Regions from separate parts of the Homo sapiens genome. Here region 2 is linked to region 1. A link is a contact called in ENCODE Hi-C or POLR2A ChIA-PET data. All regions are on one chromosome and are shown on one strand. The core of a region is the stretch at or near the end of the contact, and the rest is flanking DNA. Distances in the headings are between cores, read along the strand shown.

Region 1 (3,471 bases), core at 926-3,425:
TTGGTGGGATGTAGGGGGTGGGGGCTCGTGGTGAGGACTAAATGAGTTAATATGTCTAAAGTCATCTGAACAGTATCTAGTATACAGTAGGTGCTTAATGTCTGGAGCTCCTTCCAAGTGCACAGCACTTACAGTGGTTAAGTTATTCACACTCTAGGTTATGCTGAGCTTTCTGAGAGATCCAGAGAAGGCAGGGAGGCCCATTCTCTGCATTCAAGGGGCTTACTAGCCTTTACTTAGAGATGCAAAAAAAAGCGCTTATGAAACAACAGCCAACAAGAAAATGCATCATCCAAGTGCTGGAGGGGTCCTGGTGGGTTAAAGAAGGAGGATCACGAGGTAAGCACTTGATCTGAACCATGGGTAGACAGGGAGACAGAAGGGAAATCTAGCAGATGAGTATGTTTGTGTATACATATGTATGTGTGTGAGTATGAGTGGTGTTGTGACTGTGTGTATGGGTTAACATGAGAGTGTGTGTATGTGCATGTTTGCCAAAAGAGCATGAACAAAGGCTTACCCTGGAATGAGAAGTCTGAGTCTTCAGCTCCCCTAGGCAGCACCACATTTTGTGGTTGTGTTGCGGCCACATGCTCCTCTCCCGCTTGTTGCTGGGACCGGGAACATGCCTGCCTGTGAGTCCAGGAGCAAGCCCTTGTGCATAACCCGGGGTGTGATTAATTTAATTATTTCAAAAGCCCCTTTGGTATTTCATGAGGGTCATGCCCCTGGCTGTGGGCTTGAATACAACTGCAGCAGGTTTCAATAAAATCAATTAATTTAATTTGATTTGGTTTTATGTACTTGGAGTTGGTGCCTCTTGAACTCAGTATGAAAATTATTGCAGAATAAAAATGCATATTAGTACTCAGAGCCCACTGTCCTTGGACTCTTCGTGGAGCCTGCAGTGCTGATCACAAAGGCAAATCCCCTCTGACCTGGCAGGAGCCTCCGCCAACTGTCCACCTAGTTAACCCCCTCCAGCTCCAGACAGTGCTTATGGCAGCTCCTGGGCTGTTTGGAGTGTTCTTCTCACTTCCCAAAGCACTTTCTTATCTGGTAGTGAAGCTAAGGCATTTCCATTTTGCATTCGTGAAATGGACTCAAAGAGACTTTGGATGGCCTTGGTCACTAGCTTACTGGTTTTTTTGTTGTCCCTCTTAATGAAACTAATTGAAGCAATATGGTGCAGTGGATTGAAAGGCAGCTCTGCCTCTCAAGAGACACATGAATTTGGGCAAGTCCTTTCACTTCTCTGGGCTTTCTTTGTCTGTAAGAGGGCTGGACATCTGCTTGAAAGGCTGATTCCAGCTGTCAGAATCACACAATCAGTGGGACAGCTGGTCTTCCTGAGCTACTTTGGGGAGCCTGTCCCACTGTTAAGCCCCACTCCATTTCCATTTCATCCAAGAGGGCTCCCAGCCAGTTCATGGAATGGGTGATGGGATTGAAGATGGGCCCTGCACTCTCCAGGAGTGGCTTCTCCCCCACATTGCTACGGATCAGAGCAAATGTTGCTTTCAAGAAGGGAGGAGCTCAGGGGCCTAGAAAGCATCTGACCAGCCCACTATTTTACAGATGAGGGAACCCAGCTTCAGAGTCACACAGCCACTGTCCAGGGCCATGCTCATGCCCAGCCACATTCACAGTTATTATAAAGGGGGGAGATTTTGCTCAGGGCTCATTTTCCAACTGTCCTTTTCATTCTTTTCTCCTGTCAGGATGGGAGAGAGATGGCCAAGCCATCTTTGGGGCCTCTCCAATAAAGCAGATGCTGACATCAGTCATTCCAGCGCCCCTACATCCCTTCTCAGGCCCAGTAGCTGCCGCTTCACTGAGGACCAACGGGCCCCATTCGGAAACATCCCCCACCAGTGCCTGACATCCCACCCTTAGCAGTTTCATTCTCCTAGACAGGAGGGCCTGCCCTCCCTCAGCCCTTCCTACTGACTGCATGCTGAGCATGAACGTTCATCCTCCTCAGTGACATTTTTCTCCCATAGGTCTTACCTGCCCAGAGCTCTTCTGTAGCAGAAACTGAGCCTGTCCTCTCCATCCTGCGTCTCTTATTTACTGAGAGGCACTATTGTGTGCTGAGAACTGCCCTGGGCACTCCCTGTACATTATCTCATTGAATCCAGCATTGGCCCCGGAAGATGGGCATTACGGTCCCTATTTTCCTGTGGGGGAACTTCAGCTCAGAGAGGAGACAGAATTTTACAAGGTCACACACAGCTATGAAGTGACAGGGCCAGGATTCAACCCCACATCTAACTCCAAGACTCTTGGACCATACCATGTGATCTCCCTCGTGCATAGGAGGTGCTTAACAGATCCTTAATGACCATGTAGCCAATACATCCCTCTGCCAAACCCCAAATGTGGGGGAAGAGGTAATAATAGTAACAACTGTCTATGAAGTCCCTATTATGTGCCAGGCACCAAACCGCAGCACTCAGTGAGGTGAATACTATTACTATCTCAATTTTACAGATGCAACAACTGAGGCATAGAGAAGTCACTTGCCCAAGGTCACCCAGCAGGTAGGTGAGCTGGGCTTCAGTGCGGCCCTGCCTCTGAGGTGGAGTCCCTGCCTCCACTGTTGCTGGATCCTCCTTTAGCTCCCCGTGGCTCTGTTTCCGGTAGAAGGTAGAAGGCTGCAGGGAAGGAGGCTGGGGCCAGGGGTGGTGTTTGCGCCTCGGGGACGCCTGCAGCTGGCACTGCCCTCCACCCAGCTGATAACTACAGCCGGGTCTGGCACGAAGCCCTGCCTGGAGGTGGGCGGCCTGCGGCGGCGGGGGGTCTGGCTCTGCGTTCGCCCCTCTCAGCCCCGCCTCGCCCCCTGCGGGGTCAGTGCGGGTCCCGCCCGCCCGGGCAGGCGCCGGCCTCTCAGGCGGTAACCGGGTAACCGTGGGCAGGGGCGGTGCCGCGCCGGGCCGCGGCCTCCCGGGGAGGCGGGCGGGTGGGGAGGTCGAGCTGGAGCGATGTGAGAATGCGGAGGAGAGGCCCGGGAAACAGGCTGCGGCCGCGGGGAGGGGCGCCCGGGAGGAGGGCGATGGCTCCCGCAGGAGGAGAGAGAGGCCGCGGGGGCGCAGAGTGGAGGGAGAGGGCGGGGCGCCCGGGAAGGGGCGGGGATAGAGGAGGGGCCTCCGGAGCGGGGCGGGGCTGGGGCGGGGCGCCCGGGCCGGGCCGGGCCGGGCAGCCGAGTGAACGCTGCAGGAAGGGGGCTGCGGGCAGGCACGGAGTCCGGGGCGCTTGTGGCCGGGCGGAGCGGCTGTGGTTGCTTCATGTCCCGGATTCTGCTTTCTCAGAGGTCAGGCGAGTGGGGCCGGCAGGGAGAGAAAGGTGGGCGAACCAGTCTGAACAGGCCGGGCAACTGGAGGAGCGTGGGCCCGGCGAACTGGGGTGCTGCCCAGCACCCTCTACCCTCACCACGCTCGGGAATTTTTCGTGAATCCGCCCCGTTGGTTT
Region 2 (3,826 bases), core at 1,205-3,704, 150 kb after region 1:
GCCCCTGCCCAAGCCCCATACTTTTGAGGACTCCACTCGGGTCCTCCTCCTGCTGTCTCTCTCCCCACGGGTCAGGAGTCCACAAGGCAGGGTTGGCAGATAAAATACAGGATGCCCAATTAAATTTGAATTTCAGATAAACAAATAATTTGGGGGGTATAAGTATACATTTGGGACATACTACTATTAAAATATTATTTGTTGATTATTGATATGGTTTGGCTGTGTCCCCACCCAAATCTCATCTTGAATTCCCACATGTTGTGGGAGGGGCCTGGCTGGAGGTAATTGAATTATGGGGGCAGGATTTTGCGTGCTGTTCTTGTGAGAGCCAATAAGTGTCACCAGATCTGGTGGTTTTAAAAAGAAGAGTTCCCCTGTACAAACTCTGTCTCGTTGTCTGCTGCCATCCATGTAAGACATAACTTGCTCCTCCTTGCCTTCTGCCATGATTGTGAGGCTTCCCCAGCCATGTGGAGATGTAAGTCCATTAAACCTCTTTCTTTTGGAAATTCCCCTGTCTTGGGTATGTCTTATCAGCAATGTGAAAACAGACTAATGCAATTATCTAAAATTCAAATTTAAATGGGTGTCCTGTGTTTTAATTCAGCGGTCCCCAACTTTTTTTGGCACCATGGGCCAGTTTCACGGAAGACAATTTTTCCACAGACAGGGCACAGGTTTGGTTTCAGGATGAAACTGTTCCACCTCAGATCATCAAGCATTAGTTAGATCCTCATAAGGAGCAGGAAACCTAGATCCCTCGCATGCACAGTTCACAATAGGGTTCTCGCTCCTATGAAACTCTAATGCCTGATGATCTGACAGGAGGCAGAGCTCAGATAGTAATCCTCATCCACCTGCTGTTCACCTCCTGCTATGCAGCCCACTTCCTAACAGGCCATGGACCAGAATAGGTCCACGCCCAGGGGTTGGGGACTCCTGTTTTAATTTACTAAATCTGGTAACCCTAGCACAAAGTCAAGGGACATGCCCACCTGGAGCTCATGCCCTCCCTTTCGGATCATGCTTCAGGTACCCAGGGCCCTGCCCAAAGGTCCTGGGGCCCACATGGACGAAAATTATTATCTGAGCTCTGCCTCCCGTCAGGGGCCCACTTTAGGGCCTCTGCAGGTCCTCTTCCCGCAGCTGTCTGCTCTCACCAGTGTACACACTACCGGGCCTGAGGATTAGCCTGGGGGGTGTTTGGCTCTCGGGTGGGGATGGAGCTTGGGCTGCAGGCTGGGTGTCCATGCCTGCTCTGCAAGATCCTTACGGCGAAGTCAGAGCCTGGGCTAGGGAAAGGAAGGGGCAGACCACCGACCAGGGCTTCCATCTGTACTTCCGCCCAGCCTAGTAATGTTTCAGCAGGCCTGGCAGCAGGCACAAATGGCTCCTCCCAGAAGCCAAGCAAGGCAGTCCACACCTGTCACTCCTTACCCACTTCCCGCCTGCAGAAGTGTCCAGGTAGAGGAGTGGAGTCCCCTGAGGGAGCCTGTTTGCTGGCCAGGGTGGGACAGCGCTGTGGTCATGCCATTACTGGCTTCATTGTTCAGGAGAGTATCCCAGGCCAGGGTTGCAGGAAAACTGGTAGCCGATTGGAATTTAGTGGCTTTCCTATCAGGAAGCTGACAGGGCCCTGGCAACATCCCTGAGCCTCAGTGTCTTCAAGGGCAAAAGGGGAAGAGTTCCTACCTCTTGGATGGTTGTGAAAATTAGCATGATTCCATAAAACTATGGAGACAGTAAAAAGAGCAGGAGTTGCCAGGAGTTGGAAAGACGGAGGGTTGAATTTCTGGAGCAGTGAAAATGCTGTGTGATACCGGAATGACATGGCCTTACACATGTCATACCCATGGAGTGTACAGCACCAAGGGTGAACCCTAAAGAAAACTGTGGACTTTGGGTGACCCTGATGTGGCAGTGTAGGTTCACAATGGCAACCAATGCATGCCCTGGTCTGGAGGTCGAGAGTGGGGGAGGTTGTTCGGGGGTGGGTACAGGGGGGAAATGAAACTTTTTGTACTTTTGGCTCAATTTTATTGTGAATCTAAAATTGCTTGAAAAAAATAACGTCCATTAACTTTAAAAATGAGGTGTGGTAAAGAACGGACGAGTGCTTACACACAGTCATTCAACAGACATTTACTAAGTGCCTACGACGCGTCTGTATTTCTACAGGACCACTAAGCGTGAAGCAGGTAGAGTGAGACTTAGGACCCCGGGAGAAAAACCGCCCCTGGAGGGCGCGCCACGGGTGTGCGGTGTAGACGCGGGCGGGCCGGCGGCGGAGGAGGAGGTCCCGGCGCCGACCCCTGGAGCGGAGGCAGCAGCCGGGCGCAGCGAGACAAGTAGGCTGGGCTGGCCTGGCCGGCCAGGTGCGGGGAGGAGGCTCACAGACTGCGGCTAAGCCTGAGTCCGAGCCCAGCTGCGAGGCGGGGGCCGGGGCATGGGAGGAGGAGCGGGGAGGAGCCGGGAGGGGCGGGGGAGGTGGCCCGGGGGCGCGCCCCACCCCCAGCCCTGGCCCCCGCCCCCGGCCCAGCGCCCCCGCGTGGCCGCCGCTCGCAGTGCGCAGCGCAGGGAACAAAGCCCGCGGCGGGGCGGGGTCGGTTCGGCGGCTGGGTCCGGGCACCGGGATTCTGGGAAGCACCGACGCCCGAAACAAAAGCAGCTGTGCTTCTAGGCACGCTGTTGGAGATTATTCCGAGGAGCGCAAGCTGGGAGGGAATGAGGCGCTGTGACACCCCCTTCCCATTGGCAAAGGTTGCTTCCCCAGCCCCACAAAGCTCCATTCCGAGCGCTGGGCTGGCAGAGACCCGACTCCCGGCCGAGATGGACTGGAGAGGGGAAGAGCACAGGGCTAGGGAGCGGAAGCTTCGGGTCACTCTACAAAGTCCCGCAGAATGGTGCTTGCGGAGAGCACAGAGGGGATGGCCCCAGAAGCCCCACTCTCGGAGGCTGTGATGTGGACTGAAGTTAGTAGTGGGGCAGAAAAGCACATGGAGGAGCGTCCGGGCCCCCAGGCTCGCGGACCTGCAGTCAGCTGGAGAGGGTCAGAACAAGGGAGTCTCTCTGCTCTGAGACCCCTCAGCACCCCTCACTCTGCTGGGTCCCATGGTCCCTGCCATCTCCTGCCCGCAGAGGCTACCTTTACTCAGCACCACCCTCCTCATGGGCAGGGGAGGAGATGCCACTTTCCCCTATAAAACATCCCAGAGCTGCCTAAGGTGGCAAAGGAAGGAGACCCTGGTGAGGACAGGCCCTCAGTGCCACTCCTGCTCCAGTGCCCTGGCCCGAAGCTGAGCATGGACCTCAGCCTGAACCCAGGTGTTTGGCTGAAACCCGGCCGGAGCATCCACTAACACCTCAACGGGGGTCAAGAATGATGGGGGGAAACAGAGGCAGACCCTCCTGAATCCAGACCAAGCTTGTCCAACCCGCGGCCTCTGGCCGCGTGAGGCCCAGGATGGCTTTGAATGCGGCCCAACACAAATTCGTAAAATTTCTTCAAACAGTACGAATGTGTTTTTTTGTGATATTTAAAAAGTTACTCAGCTATCGTTAGTCTTAGTGTATCTTATATGTGGCCTAAGACAATTCTTCTTCCATTGGGACCCAGGGAAGCCAAAAGACTGGACACCCCTGATCTAGACCCTCTGCATTTGCAGACACTGCCTGTCTGGTCAGCTCCATGGGCCCATTTATCTTTGCGCCACAGCCCACTTCCCAGTGGGCCACAGCAGGTCCCCTTCCGCCTCCCAAGGCCAGTCCCAAGAAGGAGACGTCCAGAGAGTCTCCTAGGATTACCCACCTTTTTCCCAGAAAC

The links. Hi-C counts contacts between places; a loop is a spot of excess contacts on that map. ChIA-PET counts read pairs that join two places held with the same protein, here RNA polymerase II (POLR2A). Pooled maps may share reads with other maps.
Region 2: a loop to region 1 is called in a pooled map, with 6 times the contacts of the local background. The contact joins the enhancer-like site here to the promoter of ZBTB7C-AS1 in region 1. A Hi-C loop is called at or near these places in 5 of 50 pooled maps. POLR2A ChIA-PET finds 5 or more read pairs at or near these places in 2 of 52 experiments (SK-N-SH and activated B cell).

Annotation. Positions count from the first base shown.
Region 1 is chr18:48,161,420-48,164,890 of GRCh38, reverse strand. It overlaps ZBTB7C-AS1 (ZBTB7C antisense RNA 1), which reads right to left and starts at 2,175. Exons shown (of 5, transcript XR_001753437.2): 1 at 2,011-2,175. The region is part of intron 3 of ZBTB7C (zinc finger and BTB domain containing 7C); the gene reads left to right. RefSeq lists a silencer at 3,056-3,255.
Region 2 is chr18:48,007,044-48,010,869 of GRCh38, reverse strand. No RefSeq gene overlaps it. Among named protein-coding and RNA genes, the nearest start is that of SMAD2, 78 kb to the right of the region's middle. RefSeq lists silencers at 2,470-2,519, 2,530-2,639 and an enhancer at 2,315-3,228. Within about 2 kb of position 2,454, at least 14 of the 41 ENCODE cell types and tissues checked have a DNase peak (open chromatin) inside an H3K27ac peak, as active enhancers do.